2 separate regions of the Homo sapiens genome follow, and region 2 is linked to region 1. Evidence: read pairs that join two places in POLR2A ChIA-PET (ENCODE). Cell type or tissue: MCF 10A. All regions are shown on one strand. Links, peaks and the distances in the headings refer to the core of each region. The heading gives the core; the rest is flanking DNA.

Evidence for each region. ChIA-PET counts read pairs that join two places held together with the same protein. Peaks named below come from ENCODE experiments on the same cell type or tissue, not always from the same donor. Only the 100,000 strongest peaks of a DNase experiment are listed, where the experiment ranks them.
Region 2: POLR2A ChIA-PET joins it to region 1 with 6 read pairs; 11 of 35 experiments call an interaction of 5 or more read pairs at or near these places.

What each region holds. Positions count from the first base shown.
Region 1 is chr17:41,649,472-41,659,971 of GRCh38, forward strand. It overlaps LOC124904004 (a long non-coding RNA gene), which reads right to left and starts at 5,663. Exons shown (of 2, transcript XR_007065756.1): 1 at 3,720-5,663. RefSeq lists enhancers at 4,079-4,777, 4,778-5,474. In MCF 10A, for the core only: no CTCF peak of the experiment used is centred there; a DNase peak (open chromatin) is centred at 6,350.
Region 2 is chr17:40,823,699-40,831,151 of GRCh38, forward strand. All of the region lies in intron 1 of KRT10-AS1 (KRT10 antisense RNA 1), which reads left to right. Among named protein-coding and RNA genes, the nearest start is that of KRT10, 4.8 kb to the left of the region's middle. RefSeq lists an enhancer at 3,468-4,667 and a silencer at 4,411-4,640. In MCF 10A, for the core only: no CTCF peak of the experiment used is centred there; DNase peaks (open chromatin) are centred at 4,523 and 5,013.

The DNA of each region.
Region 1 (10,500 bases), core at 4,851-7,350:
GAATGTGGAAAGACCACTCATCGCTCAGTGGAGCAAAGTGAGCCTACAAGCTCCCCAGATCGCCCCCAGAACCCCCAGAATGCAGAGGGCTCTGAGTGTCTCTGGGGTTGCCTGTGGCTTTGGGGAAGGGGAGAGCCTGGACCCAGGCTTCTTTACCGCCCGGAGTCCCGGGTCAGCACTCCTGCAGGATAAGCCACACATCGACACGCAGCTCACACACACACACACACACTTCCAGATTCATACACAGGTGCATGCTCACAGGTTGACACACACATGCTCAAAGACTCATACACACACGTTCACACATAGCTCACATGCACATACACACACACATTGAGACTCTCAGACACACACAGACTGATACACGTACATTCACACACAGCTCATACGAACATTTACACTCTCAAATTCACACACAGGCACATGCTCACAGGCTGACACACACTCAAAGACTCATATACACACATTCACACACAGTTCACATGCACACTCACACTCCCAGATTCACACACAGGCGCATGCTCACAGATCGATACACACACACTCAAAGACTCCTATATACACATTCACACATAGCTCACAGGCACATCCACACACACACATTGACACTCTCAGACATGCGCACACACAAAGACTCACACACACACGTTCACACACAGCTCACACACACACTCCCAGATTCACACACAGGCGCATGCTCACAGATACACACTCAAAGACTCATATACACACATTCACACACACATTGACACTCTCAGACACATGCACACACAAAGACTCACACACACGTTCACACACAGCTCATACACACACTCACACTCCCAGATTCACACACAGGCACATGCTCACAGGCTGACACACACTCAAAGACTCATACCCATTCACGTGCCGCTCACATGTACATTCACACACATACACTGACATTCCCAGACTCACACACACCAGCACATGCTCACAAACTTCCCCATACTCACAAACTTCCCCATACTCACACTCACACTCATAGACTCATGTCCACACTGTCACCCACTCATGGACACACGCGCAAACTTTCACATTCACACAACCTCTCACGGGTACACACCTTACACACTCACACAAAGACGCCATTGCCACTCTGGCCTGTTAATCTTACATCCTCATCAGGAAAGAGGAGGGGCTTGTATCCTCCCTGATTGCAAGAGAGATTTCTAGAATGTTCCCAGGAGACCCCAGTCCCAAGGTAGAGGGATATTCCTCCTGGACTGGAGGAAGCAGAATCGGGGCCAGGACTGGGCCTCAGAGGAACTCCCCGGGCTTCCTGTACCCACTCACTAGCTCATCCTCTCACTCCCCAGCCCATACGTGGGAGAGCCTGACCTGGGGACATGACAGGGGACACACAGCAGGCCCTGATCTTGGGGAGCTCCTGGACCTCACGAGACACCGTGGAGACCTGTGCAGGCTGGCCTGTGGGAGTGCCCATGAGGGGTCCCTGACCCAGCCTCAAGGCAGGACAGGTGGGGAAAGGATCTGAGCAGGTCCAGCACAGCAGGAGACACAGGAGATGCCGGCCTTCCAGGCAGGGTGATGGGCACATGCCATGGCAGGGGGCACCCTCAGGGAAGCATGAGATGTCCCAGGCCAGGGGAGCTGGCTGGAAAGGCAGGGGGTGGGGGCTGGGCCTGGCAAGGTGAGCAGGGGCCCACCTGGGAGAGGCCCACCTGGGAGAGGCCCTGCGTGCCACACGAGGGAGCGGGGCCTTGCTCCTGAAAGCCACAGGGAGCCCTGATTAACTGCACAGGACAGGAGAGGACACAGCTGCTCTGCAGAGGCACACAGCTTGTACCCAAAACCTGCAGGAGGGCAGGTGGTCCTCAGCCTCCATTCCAGGAGCAGAGCAGGCCCAGGAGCCCACCACTGGTCCAGGGAAACCCCCCACAGGTACAGCCACGTTCTTCCCTGATTCATCACAACGAGGCCCCTGTAAGTGACAGAGGGTCGGTCTGTGCAGACCTGGAAACACACGGCCCCAAGACCTGGGATCCTGAAGAAGCAGTGCCAGCTCCTCCCAGACAGCCCGCCCCAGCTGGCCCGCTGGCTCCAGCCCAGCCAGGAGCGAGGGCAGTGGGGGAGCCCCACAGGAGGGAACGGGGGCTCAGGAGGCCTGGTGGGGCAGAGCTGGGACAGCTGGGCGAAGGGGCTGGGTCCTGGCTCCGCGACGAGGGCCCATTCCTGGGTGAGGGAGGGTGGGGCAGCCCACACATTCCAGCTGCTGCCGCTCCCGCCAGCCAGTACCAGCCTGTTCTCGCCTGTTCCCACTAGGTCCCAGGCTGCCCTGGGCCCAGCTCCCAGTGCCAGCTCCCAGAATCCTTCAGGGTTCAGACTCTAACTACAGGGACGCCAGTGCGAATGTCCAGAAGACCACCCCACAGAAACAAGTGCCTCCCCCACCAACACACATGCACACACACACCCCACCAACACACACACACGCATGCATGCACACACACTACCACCAACCAACACACATGCACACACACAAACACACACCCTACCAACACACACACACACCACCAACACACGCATGCACACACACTACCACCAACCAACACACATGCACACACATACACAGACACACACCCTACCAACACACATGCACACACATACACACACCCCACCAACACACACGCATGCACACACATACACACACATACACACACACTGCACACACACCCCAACACACATGCATGCACACACACATGAACCCCACCAACACACATGAACACACACTCACATCCCAGCAACACATGTCTGCACACATGCACACACACACGCCATCAACACACATGCACATACACACACACAAAGCCATCCTCAACCACAGGACACAGACACAGAGCAGGGTTTTCAGGAGCTGAGGCACTTCCTTCCACTGCAGGCAGCACCCAGCCAGGACAAAGTTCTATCCTCTTGCCACAAGGCCCTGGACAGAGAAGCAGGGAAAGCAGCCAAGGTCCCCAGAGAGCCCCTGGAATGGGGCACCCCAGAGCCAGCCCCAGGGCTCAGCCAAAGAAAGCTGGGGAAGTGAGGAGCTGCCCCCAGAAAGAGGAGCCAAGGGGTCTCTGCCCCAGCCTGGGACACCTCAGCCAGGCTTGCCCACCACTGCTCTGCAAGGGGCTAGGTGGGGCCAGGGGGCTGCACCTGCTCTGGTCCCTGCCCCCCAACCCAGCTGCCTGGAGCTCAGCCTGCCGCCCTCACCGTGGAGGCTACGCTAGATGCCCAGGACCAGTGTCCCACCCCATCCCTCAGCCTCTGCTCCCACAGCCCTGCTGTCACCCTTCCTGTCCTCCCTGCAGGACAGAATTCCCACGCCCACCCTGGGCCCAGGGCCAGGAACTGCTGGTTCCCACCAAGGCTTGGGAAGTGATTTCTGCAGACCAAGCCACCCTGGGCCCACCCTGGGCCCATCACAGGTTCCCAGGAAACAGCTTGGCCCTACCTGCTGCGAGGCATGACAGAGGGGACCAGCCCTGGGCTGTGCTCAGAAATGCTGAGGCCTCAGAACTGGGCAACAGGGAGGCAAGGAGGTCCCCCATGGGTGGTTGTTGGTGTGATTGAAATGCTGGCTCTACCAGTAGCCCTCCAGGAAGAGGCTAAACAGTGAGCAAGGTCCCCAAATCCCAAACTTGAAGTTTCCTTCCCCAATCACCATCCAGGGGCCCTGCCAGACTCACAGACAGTGATGGAGAAGCTACAGCGCTAAGTTGGGGGGTCCTGTGGTGGAGAAGATGCAGGTCCCAGCACAGCTCATCTCAGCTCCCAACACACATCCTCAGTCTCATGGTCACATTCCATCCACCAAGAACCCAGGGACATTCAGCTAGGCTTGGTGGTGTGCACCTGTGATCCCAGCTACTCAGGAGGCTGGGGTGGGAGAACCGCTTGAGCCCAGGAGATCAAGCCTGCACGAGCTGTGATGGCGTCACTGCACTCCAACCTGGGCGACAGAGTGAGGCCCTATCTCAAAAATAACAAAAAAAAATTTTAATTAAGTGAAAAACAAAAAGCGCCCAGGGACATTGGGAAAGGGAGTTCCTACCCCCACTTTCCAGGAAAGAAAACAGAGGCCCAAAGAGAGGAAGTGGATTGTGGGAAGAATTTCACTGCAGTAAGTGGTGAGGACTGACCTTGGCCAACCCCATATAGACCCCTTCCAGACCCAGGTGCCAGTGCAGACAGCCCAGCTGGGGTGTGGGGGACACAGGGCCAAGTGGCAAGGTGTCAGCAGCAGTCCCCAGAGATGGGCACCCCATGGGCACAAGTCCGCACTCACAGCCTCTACTCCAGGGCCCCATCTGGCACAGAGCTCCAAGCTGCTTAGGACAAAGGCATCCCTTAGAGGCTGGAGGCAGCAAACAGAACGTGTCCCTCTGCTGCTTCCTGGCCACTGCGGGGCCCTCACCACCACCTCAGCTCTCAGAACATCCTTCATTCTGCCCCCAGCATCTACTGAGCAATGACCAAGACCAAAGCTCCAAACCACAGACTGCCTGGGGCCTCGGCCTCCAGCTCTCCAACTGCAGAGGCAAGAGCAGAGTGTGAGGAGGGGGTGAGGAGTGGGCACCCCAATTGCCCTGGCCACTGTGGGAGCTTGGGCTCTAGCAGGCTGATCTCCCCCAGCCTGCACCCCACCCAGCAAGGACATGCAAGCCAAGCAGTTCCCACACCCCGTTCCTGGTGGCTGCCAGAAGCTTCCTTACAAGGCCCCAGCGCTGAGCTGGCTCAGCTGCAGGCGGGGGCCTGGGTGGGGCACAGCACACCTGGCTCAGCCAAGCCCAGACGCACCCTGCAAGTGAGGAATGCGGACGCCGCCCGGGCTGGCCCTGGGAAAGCTGCTGCCCTCGGCTCCTGCCCAGCCCTGACTCAGCCTAGGTGGGCCAGGGAAGCTGCAGCCTCAGCAGAACCAAGTCTCCCACCCCACCCTCCCCGCTGGCCTGCCTGGGATTGAACCAGGGGACAGGTCCTGGCAGGGGACTGAGAGTAGAGACAGCACCCCCTGGCCTCAGGACTTGGGGGAACAGCAGGGACTCTGTGGGACCTGCCCTTCTCCTGCACTGTCTGGAGGGTGCCAGCACAGCTCTGTCCGGGGGGGCTGCCCACAGCACATTTTCCCAGATGCCTGAGCCTCAGTTTCCTCATCCGTAAAAGGGGGCTAGTGACATTCCTGCCCACAGTGCAGGGCTGCAGTGGTGGAGGAGGTTCCCGGGAAGCATTTGAGAAGCAAACAGACCTCTTCCTAAGAAACAGAAGCGTCTGCCTAACCCCATGAGGCCAGGTGATCCCGTGCTCCATGCAGAAGAAACAGAAGCGTCTGCCCAGCCCCGTGAGGCCGGGTGGTCCCGTGCTCCATGCAGAGCAGGGTGACTCCATCATCCTCTGTCCCTGGCCCCAATACGGTTATTCCAAACTCCCCAGGACAAGGGCTGTGTCTCCCCCTCCGACTAGGCGGTCCCTGAAGGCTCGGGGCATGTCTCCCCTCAGACAAGAGGCTTCCCAGGGACAGAAACTCCATCCTCCTTGCTCCATCGCCCCACAGTCCCATGCCCTGCACTGCGGAAACCACAGGCCAGTGAAGGCCAGAAAAACTGCCCGTCCCCTCCTGGCGCCACCTTACCCCAGCCTCCCCAGGCCCTGACATCCACCTCCTTGCCCACCCAGCCAGCCCCCAAACGCGACGCTGGAGTGCCTCACGGTGCCCACCCAGACCCTGGGGATCAGGAGGCAGAGCCCCCCAGGTCTGGCGCTGGTAGAATCTCCCATCCCTCCCTGCCTGCAAAGAAAGGGCCCACTGGCCTCCCTCCCTGAGCCCTCCCACAGCTGGGCTGGCCAGAGAGAACTTTCTCCCTCTGCTCTCTTTCTCTGCTGTAGTTCAAGCACAGACCCTCTCACCCCAGCCAGCCCTTCTCCACCTTCCGGGCGCACAGTCTTAGGGGTGGAGCAGAGGCTGAGGTTGGGGGCCTCACAGTCAAAGGTGCTGAGACAACAGCCCCGCTGCCCTGTGCTCACTCAGAAGCTCCTGGGGAACTGGAGTGGAGGGGAAGGGTCCCCAAGCCCACAGGTTCTGGCTGCCCCTGCCACGTCCCCTCCCCCAGCCAGGCTTCTCCCAACTGCGGCAGGGCGTCTGGGCTCAGGTTGGGGTGCAGCGTTGGCAGGACAAACAGTCTCCAGTGTTGGGTGTTTGCCTCGGTTACCAAGGAGGGAGGTGAGGGGCCTGGCTCCCTGCCATGTTTGGGCCCCGGGCTGAAGGTGTGGGTGGCAGGGAAGGTGGAGGATTTGAGGTGGGGAGGCTCACTTCCCGCTCCCAGGGCTCGAGGGCAGGGCAAGCCAGCTGGGACTGCCAGATCCCTGGGCGGATTCAGACCTGCATCGGCCCTGCCTTTCTGCTGGCTCTGGGAAACTCAGTCAGGCAGGAGGAGACGCTGGGGGCGGGGCAGCCTCCCTTGCTGCTCAAAGCAGGGCTGTGGGCTGGAGGCTGGGCCCCGGCAAGTCAGGTACTGCCGTGGGTGTCCCAACCTTCCGGGACTGACGGCACCACGGCCTAACTCAGGCCGCCCGGGAGAGAGGCCTAGGAGCCCAGCTCTGGGCCCATGAATTTGGACAAGTCACCGCCCCTCTCTGGGCCCCAGTTTCCCCACCTATATAGTGTCAGGAGCTGGCCTGTGTAGTCCCACAGGGGCCTCCTTTGTTTTGTCCTCCCTGTCATGAGCTGGGCAGGTGGATGCTGAGGGGTTGAGGAGTTGGGCACTGAGCCGGGAGTTGTGACCCGGCCTTGAAGCCCTGGCTGGAAGGGCTCAGTACACATCCAGGCGGCCCTACTGCCCTGTCTGAGGCTGGCATGCAGTGAGTGCCCGGCTGAGTGCAGGAGCCCAGGGCTGTGGTCAGGAATGGCCGGGCCCTTTCTCCCTCTCTCAGCAATGATGAGAGCCACAGCCCAAGGAATCCCCTGCTGCCTCCTGCTCCCAGGTCTCCATCGCAGCCTCAGCATGACCGGCTCTGAGCAGGAAGTAGGGGAAGCAGGACAGAGGCTGGCCTGGCAGTCAGAGAGTGCACAGCCTGGCTCAGGAGGCTGGCAGGTCATCAGGGGCATAGAGCTGGCCCTCGTTGATGGGGCAGGGATGGCTTGGGGAGGGTGGAGACGCCGAGGCTTGAATTAGGGGGTGGGGGGTGCAGGTAGGGAAGAAAGGAAGAGGACTTGAGATTGTGACCAGGCAGTGCCACAAGGAACACAGGAGTGTGGGCCTTCCATGGGGAGGGAGGAAGGTGAGGCCAAAAGATGGCGGGGCAGGGGAAGGGACCACTTGCCTTGCAGCCCGGCCAGAGAGAGCGAGAATGAGCAGTTCCCACACCATGAAGACCTTTGCCCTGGCCCTGCTGGTGGCCCTGCTGTGCACAGAGAGACCCCAAGGTCTATGCTGCCACCAGTGCTTGGTGGCCCCAGCCTGGCACAGGCATGCCTGCCCCGCTGCCACATGCCCCTTCCCTGACAGGGTCTGCGTCTCGGGATATGAGAGACACAGGGAGTCTGGGTCCCTGTGGCATCTGGGAAAGTGAGAGTGGGGAACAGGCTCTGCCTCCTTTCCCTCCTGCCCCAAGAATGATACCATCATTTGGAATGTGGAGGTTCTGGACACCTCTATGAGTTCCAAGCTTTCTTGTTGCAAGAGAGGCCTCTGTAATGCGGGGGTCCTGGTGGCAGGCAGCACCTGGGCCCTTCCTTGGGACTCCTGCTCAGCCTGGGTCAGTTCCCCTCTGGGCCCTGCTGTGATGGCCTTTCCTGTCCCCCTTACCCCATGGCCCCCTCCTCTGTCCCCATGCATAGTGTCCTCCTCAGTTTGGGACCACTTCGGCACTGACCCTCGGGAATTCCAGTGTGGTTTTGCAGCCGCGCGTTCAGGGGAAGGATGTGGTGGGGCAGAGGCGGGGGCTTCCCTGTCAGGGGACTCTGGCACCGGGCGGGTCCCTGCGGCAGACTTGGAATCCCTGCTTGGACTCATCCTGTTACCTGGGCCCAGGGCCTTCAAACCCACATTCCCTACATCGCCACCTCCTTAAACCACCCGGCCTCAGAGCCAGGGGCCTTGCCATTTGCTGTTCTGAACCTGGAACCACAGGAAGAACACAGGCCAGGGGCAGGAGTCCAGGGTTCCGTCCTACCCAGCCATTAACTTAACACGGAGCCAGGGCCACACAACGCACCACTCCGGACCACCTCTGTTCAAGCAAGGAAGAAACCCAGGGCTCTGGAGCCCCTCAGGCCTCCCACACAGGGCGAGAGCTCCCCTGTCTCAAGGTCAATAAACACCCCTCTGCTTACTCAAAAAAAGACAGAGAGAGAGAGAGAGAGAGACAGCAGGGTCCAGTCTCTGAGGGCCTTGCGACCAGGCTGAGACATGGAATGGGGGCCAGTGAAGGGCGAAGGAAAGGACTGAACCCCAGCAGGAGCGACTCAGCACCCCACACACAGACACGGTCTCTGGGCCCTGACCACGGCTCCGGACACCCCCAGGAAATGCTGAGACCTAGATCTCTGCTTTGTGTGCTTTGGATAAGCGCATGAGCTAATGCCAGTCTGATCCAGACCTGCCCTCCGAAGCTGCAAGGTGGCAAAACAGAAGAGGCCTGCCCACACAGGTGCACCAGCCACCAGAGGACTGGGTGTGGGGCTGGGTGGCCAGCAGCTGAGGGTCCTAGGCAGGGCAGCAGGAGGGTCGGCCCTGGGGCAGGGAGAACCGAGGGCCCCTTCCCCCGCTACTGTGCCACTTGCCGCCTGCAAACAGGGAATCCCAGGAGGCCGGATCTTCTCGCTTTGCACCCAGGAAGCTAGAACTCTGGATTTGTATGGGAAGCCTCCTGATGCTTCATATTTGGAAACTAATTCCAAAATAACACCCTGTGCAGGCCAAAGAAAGCAAGGCATTCAGCCAGCCTTGGAGCTCATGTGGGCTGAAGGACAATCTCACTCAGGACCCCCTTTACAAAAAAGTAAAGTGAGGCCCAGGAGGGATGGGCTTGCAGCCAGTTAGGATCAAGTTGGGCCGAAACTCAGGCCCTGACTTTCCTGTGCTCTCCCCAACAAGGTTCCCACCCCCTCACCTGCTCCACCGTGCAGACCCCAGCCCAGCTGAAGAGCGCCCTCACGAACCCCACACACACCCAGCAGGCTTTTGCTCTGCACACGCCTGGGTGCCGAGGTCTCCCATACCCTCTGACTGATCTGACCTGGCAGCTGCCTGAATTGTTTTCCCCATTTTACAGAAAAGGGAAATTGAGGCCAGAGAGGCAGGCCATTGCCCAGAGTCCTCCTCTGCCAAGTTCTAGACAGTGGGGAGGGGGCTGTGTGCCCGCTTACAGGTCTCTGTAACTCAGGTGGCAGGGAGGCCCCAACTTGCAGGGCAGGGAGGGGCTGGCAGGGATGAGGCAGGGCCAGGCCAGGCAGGCCCAGAGCCACTCAGCATGCAGGCCCAGTCCAGAGAAGCCAGGCCTCTGCCTCCCCCTCCCCAAGCCTGAAGAGGAACTCAGCAGGGACCCAGATGGCCTCAAGGCCGGGGATGAACCACAGACAAGAGGAGGTGCCACCCGGGCTAGAGAGAACCAGGGGAGGGCAGGGCACTGAGGACCACACGGTGGCCGTGCCCCACACCCACTCCCACCCAGGGACCCTTGAGTCCCACTTCTAGCCCTGGGCCACAGCAGGGGCATTGTAATGCTGGCCTTTTGTGTGCTTGGGGGTGGCGGTAGTAAGGAGAAATGCCCCCTCCAGGTGGTCAGTGCCCCAGGCCTCCTGGAGCACCCCAGAGATGGTGAGGTCGAACCCATGGGTTCAGCACCTGCCCTGTGCCAGGTCCCATGTCAGGGGGACACAAGAATTAATAGGACGTGACACAAGAATGAACAGGACCTGGTTCTGCCCCGGGTGGCTCACAGTCCAGGGGGAGAGGAGAGTGAATAAATAAAACTCAGTCGAGTTGAAATTGACCAGGGCCTTCACCGCAGACGGTGGGCAGGGGGAAGAGAGGCACCCTGGGGAGGGCTCCCAGCTGTGGAATAGGCATGGGACTCTTCCTGGAAGTTAGTTCTGGTCTTTTTCCATTTTTTATGCAGAAAAATGCACATATAATTGCTGTACAACTCAGTGAATTTTCACAGACTGAACCCAACTGTGTAACCAGCACCCAGATCACAGCACCCAGATCACAAGGTTGTCACAGGGACACAGGGGAAAGGGCATTCCAGGAAAGGGCCACTGAGGAGCGAAGGCAGGGAGGTGGGAACTGCCCAGCCCCAGCAGGTACCCAGAGCCAGGAGGATCCAGCAGGCCTCTCTCCTCACCCAAAGAGGATGGGTGCTCAAACTCCAGACCTGCTCCAAGAAACATATCTGCAGCCCTAAAGCCCCCAACGCCCCCAACCCGCTGTCCTGTCCACCTTCTCCGCTCCACAATCCAGCCTGCGCCTC
Region 2 (7,453 bases), core at 3,199-5,698, 830 kb before region 1:
GTATAAGATTATATCTACCCATAGGCTATGACATTGCTGTTGTTTGGATGTATATATTCATACATGTTTTACAATTATGTAGTGCTGTTTGTGATACTGTGCTTTAAAAATTTCTAGAACAAGCTGTTGAGATAGGAATGGTGGTTATTATTATTTCTTTTCTTTCTTTCTTTCTTTCTTTCTTTTTTTTTTTTTAGACGGAGGCTTGCTCTGTCGCCCAGGCTGGAGTGCAGTGGCGCCATCTCGGCTCACTGCAAGCTCCACCTCCCGGGTTCACGCCATTCTCCTGCCTCAGCCTCCCGAGTAGCTGGGGCTACAGGTGTGTGCCACCATACCTGGCTAATTTTTTGTCTTTTTGGTAGAGACAGGGTTTCATCATGTTAGCCAGGATGGTCTCAATCTCCTGACCTCTTGATCTGCCTGCCTTGGCCTCCCAAAGTGCTGGGGTTACAGGTGTGGTTATTGTTATTTCTAATTTATAGAAGAGGAAGTTGAAGTTGAGAGGTTGTGATTTTTTCCTGAAGATATGTAACAGGTGGTTGAACTGCAATTAGAAGCTTGGTCTTTTAACTCCTTGGTTCTTTTCCACTTTACCAATGTGTATATATATTATCTGCTCCAGTGGATTTGGTCTAATGGAGATGAATGACTCTAATTCTCACCGTAAACTTCTCCAAATGGGGAAAAAGAGCAAAACAAAAAGAACTTAGAATCATGAAAATATTCAAAGGGTAATGATTTGGCACACACTCTACCTTTAGTAATTGTTTTTTCAAATTAAGTTTATTGCTGCACATTTTGGTTTATGAAAACTACAGAAATAGTTTCTGTAGGGAAGGGAGTGTGGTTGGGAGCATTAATCAAATGTTGATTGTTAAAGTGGAGGTTACTACCCAGCAGATTGCAACTCTTCCAACTTGTTAGCACATGCAAATGGGGCAGTAGTTAAAAGAAAAACTGAAACCCAACCATGGGAATTGATTCTTGATGAAGATAACCTACAGTTAAAGAAGGCTATGATAAATCAGGATAGGAAAAGAAAAAACTCCAATAACTTCAGAGAACATGTTGAAACCTTGATATTAATGAAATCTTTTTGGAAAGAAACATTTTAATTAAAAAGATATTTTGATTGATTTTACCTGTAATTAGCACAAGTTTTGGATCTTAGTATTACCAATTTTGTTTTAGTATTAGCCTATAATTTCTCCCCCCAGTGGAAAATATAAAAATCCCAGTCTCCTTTCAGTTAATTAACAAGTGGTATGAAGAGAGCTCTGTTACAATCATATTAAACCAAAGAATATATGAAAGGGAATCTTTGCATAAAAGTACATAAGAACAAATACAGGTATGGAGGGCCTTCTAATACTATAACATTTAATTTAAGCTACCTTTACTGTTATTACCAAAGATTACTTATTAACTTGTATACTGTAGAAATTGATTTGTCTTTATTCACACTGTCATTTGTTGAAATCAGCCTTTGGCATGAGTAAAATTAAGAGATGCCACATAATAATTCTACAGCTAAATTGGATGAACATTTATGATTCTAGTCTTGGCACCATTTACACTTGATTGCTATAATCCACTGTAACTGTATTTTCATTGTGCTCAATTTTTATTGTGTCTCTATGTAAAGTGCATTGGTAGGTATTTAAAATATAGAAAAATGAATGAGATACACCTCCCGTCCTTATGGATCTTGCCAGTAGTTACAGTCTAATTGAGGAGACATGACATATACCATCAGTTTAAGCACTGTATGCTATATAAATGGAAAATGATGGTGGGGCTTGGATGTGTAGGGGGAAGGAGTTAACATTTCCGGAATATCTCTATGATCTAGATGGTTTACTTTTCTTTAATCCTGCCCTAGGTTCTCTAAGATAGGTATTATTATCTCGTTTAATAGCTAAAAAACCTAAACCTTAAAAAGTTTTAGAAATTTGCCAGATTATGTATGTATTTGTTTATTTATATATCAGCAGTGTCTGTGTGATGACACACAGCCTGGTTTTGAATCAAGAGATACAGTTACAAAGGTGCTAGTTTTCATGACACCAGACTGGCATTCTTAAGACTAATGAGCAAGGGGTCATGTTGGAATGGGGCCAATTGACAAAGTTTCATGGTGCAGTTGAAATTTAAGCTGAGTCCTGTAAGGATGAGTAGGACTTTTCATGTGTGCAACAGCAGAGAGAAGACTTCTGGGAAGTCAGGACTGTGAAAATGCCAAGCAAGTGGAGACACTGAGTGACCAGTTTGGCTGGAGTAGATCATCCGTATATGTTAATTTATTCATACCTTCAGCAGGTTTTATTGAGCACCTGCAATATGGCCTGGGGAAGGCATAGGTGACCAAGATACAGCTCCTACCCTTCAAGGAGTTTACAATCTACTTGGAGAGGCAAACAAACATACCCACGAATCAGAGATTATAATATAGGGTAATCTGGGCTATATTTGAGCAATGTTCAGGGTTCCGAGGAATTACAGAGAGGTTGTCTAACAGTCTAGTGAATGTGTGTGTGTGTGTGTGTGTGTGTGTGTGGTGTGAGTGCACAATGAAAGAATATTGAAGTAAAGTTCGGGATTGAGGATGAGTTTTGGTTTAAGACGTGAATTTGAGGTAATACCAGGATATTCATGTAAACATGTCTTTAAGCAATTATGGGACTGCTGTTAAGGAGAGAGATTCAGAATAGCAGATTTTGGGGGTAGTTAGGATCCCTAAGGGAAGGAATTTAGAGAGAAATGTACAGAAGGTCTAATTCTGAACTTTTGGAGTCACTTTAGGGGCTGGGAAGAAGAAGTAGAGCTAGAGAATAATCCTGAAAAGAAGGACATCTAGGACCAGGGAAAGGGGGAAAGAGGATCAGTGAAGCCAAGGGAGAAGAGAACGTGGGTGAGGTGATCATCCGAGAGGTCAATGAAAAGATGGATTGAGGAAAGTAATTTGGAACCATTGGCATCCTTCCAGAGGACAATTTTAATTGAGTAGTGGTGGGGCAATTCATGATGCATACCCAATATTGGAATTGATGACTTTGCTTATGGTATTTTATTTTCATGTTGTCCAGTTTATCAATTTCTTCTTTAATTGCTTCTGAACTTTGAGTCGTGGTTAAGACGGATATAGTTGCTATTCGCATGGGGTTAATTTGGCCGGAGCTCTAGAAGCATGTTGTGGATTCAAGTTTGTTATCAGTTTGACTTGTCTCACTGTTGGGATTTGGATCCTTTTTATTTCTTCCTTATTTTGCTTCAAGTAAAATCCGCTTTTGAAGTTTCTAGCTGAAAATTCTATTTGCAAGTTTCTTTTTCTGATTGAGATATAATACATATAATTGAGATATAATGCATAGTTTAGGTAGTTGCAGAAGGACAAATCTGGTAATGCAGGTTATATCTCAAGATGGCAAGGTTGATCTAAATATTTAGAATTTTCTGTTGTTTATCACAAAGTTTAAGAGTCAGGCATTTTCTTTTTACTGTTCTGTGACTGTGCAAATTGCTTAATATACTTTTGTGATTACTACCCACAGAGTCAAAACAAAGTGGAAAATTGTATCATTATTTGATAGATTTGGTACCCTCTTCTCAGATAGCTAATTGTTGGACAACTAAGATATCAATTGATAAAGTTCATGTCTTGTCATTGGTAAACTTCTAAAATTCAGGGATTTAAAATCTACAAACACTCCTATATCAATTTTTCTGAAACTTCTGGGACTGTACTGTGATGGAAGCCACAAAAATATGGAAACTGCTTGAAGGCTTTTGAGTTTTGAGGGTAGTGTAGCAGGGTAAGTGGGTGGGCTCTGGGGTCAGACTGCCGGGGTTACAATCCAGGCTCCCCCATTTACTGTGAGGTTTCATCTCAATGTCCTCCTCTCTAAAGTAGGGATTATAATTTTTCATACTCTGTGGAGTTGTAGCAGGAGTCAAATGAGTTAATAAATATAAAGCGTTTAGAACAATGATTTGCATGCATAGAATAAGCACTTAATGAATATATTTTTGTTGCTATTACTGTTTTGTGATCTCTGTTTCTCATAGGTTAACCCACTGTCCAACCCACAGGATGCCTTCAAAATAGGAATGAATGAAAGGATAGGGTGAGAAGTTAGAAAATGGCTTGTGAGGGAGGAGAAAATGGCTGGAGAGGAAAGTAGGGTGGGGAAAAGGTGTTCAGCTTGATAACTTTTGTGATAAACCATGCCATCTGTTTTTCTTTGAGTGACACTTCCTTTCACTTTAAACTTCATTTCTTTATCTCCTACATCCACCAAGGCACTAATTTTGTCACCTTCTCTTTGTCATAGCTAATGTATTCGTTTCTTTCTGTGTAGCCCCACTGTAACTGCCCTAATCTGAGCTTTCACCACTTTTCTCGAAGATTACTTCACCAGCTTCTGAAGTGGTTTTCTTGACTCAGCACTGTCAATTAAGATCTGTTCACTGCGGCAGGGTTGATGTTCTTGAAACAGTACTGTCATCACTTCATCAACATACTCGGACCTCTTGTGGATGGATTAAGTCTTCTCCATAACCTTGCCCGACTCTGTCTGTCCAACCTCATGCTCCCTGCGGTGAGTCAGGGTGGGGAGTGGAAGGAGTGCTACATTCTCTTCATAAAGTAATTATGTGGCCCTGGGCAAGATACTCAGCTTTCCGTGTCTCAGTTTACTACCCTATAAAATATGGATAGTAATGTTAAATATTAAAATATGGATAATAATCCATGATTCAGTGAAAAAATGTGTGTTAGCATCTCCTTTAAGAATCCTTTAATTACTTAATCCTTTAAGCAGGCCTTTCTACTCTTGGCTAAGATACTATGCTTTGTTCCATTTTAAGGCTTGTGTTTGTTGCTCTTGGCTTAGAATGCCCATCTTCTACTTTGCTGTTTATTCAAGTTATTCTACCTCAACTCCAGACTCTGACTTAAATGCCATCTCCTTCATGAGACTTCCCACCGTTAGTCTGTAGTTCACGGCTGTCTCTTTCTTCTCATTTCCTATGTTGAACAACTTGGTGTTTTATAATTTGTTATAATATTCTGGCCTCTTTATTAGTGTTTCCAATGCAATACGACATTTAAGTTCCTTTAGAGAAGGGAGGGTGCCTCTGTTCTTGCTGCACCCAGTACTCATTGTTCTCTGAATGTTTTCGTATTGCCTCAGTGCCTTTCCCCACTTTCTTTGCCTTTATTTTTTTCTCCAAACTCTTGGCCTGTATGTTTTGGCAATAGTGCAAGTTAAAAATTTAAATGAAGGCTGGTTGAAGACAACTAATTTAATTTTGCTTTAAAGGAAATTATGATACTTTTTGATGTAAGAATATGTAAGAATGATAAGAAAACCAAGATTCTGCATAGGAATTTTAAAATACCTTAAAGTATATAAAGATATATTCCTTAGAATGGAAATACACTATATATATTAAGAAAACATTTTGGCCCTCACTTTTTCCTCTTCATTAAAGGTCACTTTTTTTTTGTCTTGGATCTGTTGAGATTATCTTGATACTAGTAACCTGCTAAAATATATCTGTAGTTTTATTCTAAAATTTGAATTTTTTTCATACATCACATCAAATTAAAAAGCTTCTGCACAGCAAAGGAAACAATCAACAAAGTAAAGAGACAGCCCACGGAATGAGAGAAAATATTTGCAAACTATCCATCTGACAGAGGGTTAATAACCAGAATATATAAGGAGCTCAAACAACTCAATAGGAAAGAAAATCTAATAATCTGATAAAAAAAATGGGCAAAAGATCTGAATAGACATACAAATCTCAAAAGACATACAGGCTAGGCATGGTGGCTCACACCTCTAATCCCAGCACTTAGGGAGACTGGGATGGGAGGACTACTTGAGCCTAGGAATTCAAGACCAGCCTGGGTAACGTAGGGAGACCCCATCTCTACAAAAAATAAAAATAAATTAGCTGGGTGTGATGGCATGTGTCTGTAGTCCCAGCTACTTGGGAGGCTGAGGTGAGCCATGTTCCTGCCACTGCACTCCAGCCTGGGCAACAGAGTGACCTCAAAAAAAAAAAATAAGAAAACATATAATGGCAAACAGGTATGTAAAAAGGGGCTCAACATCATTGATCATCAGAGAAATGACTCAAAACTGTGCAATGAGAATGTGATTCTCACTGCAGTTGAATGAATAATGTAAATTATTACAGTCACAGTAATTTGTTGTACAACTCACCCCGCTTAAAATGGCTTTTATCCAAAAGAGAGGCAATAATGAATGCTAGTGAGGATGTGGAGAAAAGGGAACCCCCTCGTTCACTGTCCTTGGGAATGTAAATTAGTACAGCCACTATGGAGAACAGTATGGAGGTTCCTCAAAAAGCTAATAATAGAACTACTGTATGATCCAGCAGTCCCACTGCTAGATATATACCCAAAATCATGGAAATCAGTATATCAGTGAGATATCTGCACCCTCATTTTTTTTTTGCAATTGTGTTCACAATAGCCAAGATGTGGAAACAACCTAAGTGTACATCAACAGACAGGTTGATAAAGAAAACGTGGTACATATGCTCAATGGAGTACTATTCAGCCATAAAAAAGAATGAGATCCTGTTATTGCAACAACTTGACTGGACCTGGAGGACATTATGTTAAGTGAGATAAACCAGGCATAGAAAGATAAACTTCTCATGTTCTCATTTGTGGGAGCTAAAAATGAGAACAATTGAACTCATAGAGATAGAGAGTAGAAAAATGGTTACCAGAGGCTGGGAAGGGTAGTGTGGGGTGAGGGGGCTGGGAAGTGGGGATGGTTAATGGGTACAAAAATATAATTAGATAGAACAAATATAATCTAGTATTTGATAGCACAACAGGGTGATTATAGTCACAATAATTTATTGTACATTTTAAATTAAAAAAATATTATTGGAATATTTGTAACACAAAGAAATGATAAATGCTTGAGGTAATGGGTACCACGTTTACCTGGGTGTGATTATTATGCATTGTTGCCTGTATTGAAATATCTCTTGTTCCTTCTGAATAATACAGTTACCATGGACCCATAAAAAGTTAAAAATTTTGAATGTTTTTTATATTAGGAGAATTGACAATTCTAGTTGGGTTTCTGGCTAGGTAGCCTATGAGTATGTTGTAATTTAAGGATTAAATATAATATAACTTAGCTTTTAAATTTCATTAGTATGTCATGGGATTTCTTTTCAGGTAAATTAATTTCATTTTGTAAAAGACAATTGCTCACTATGAGTTAGCGCATTAGTAGGATAATTAATTAACATATAACATAAAATAGAAATGTAATATCCCTTTTAGTTTTCATAAAAAATAGTGAAGCCGAAAGTACCAAACAATTCTCTACAGACCCATTTTAAAATATTGAAACTGAACATTGTCCAAAATTCAGTGGCTGTTTTCTCCCCCTCATAA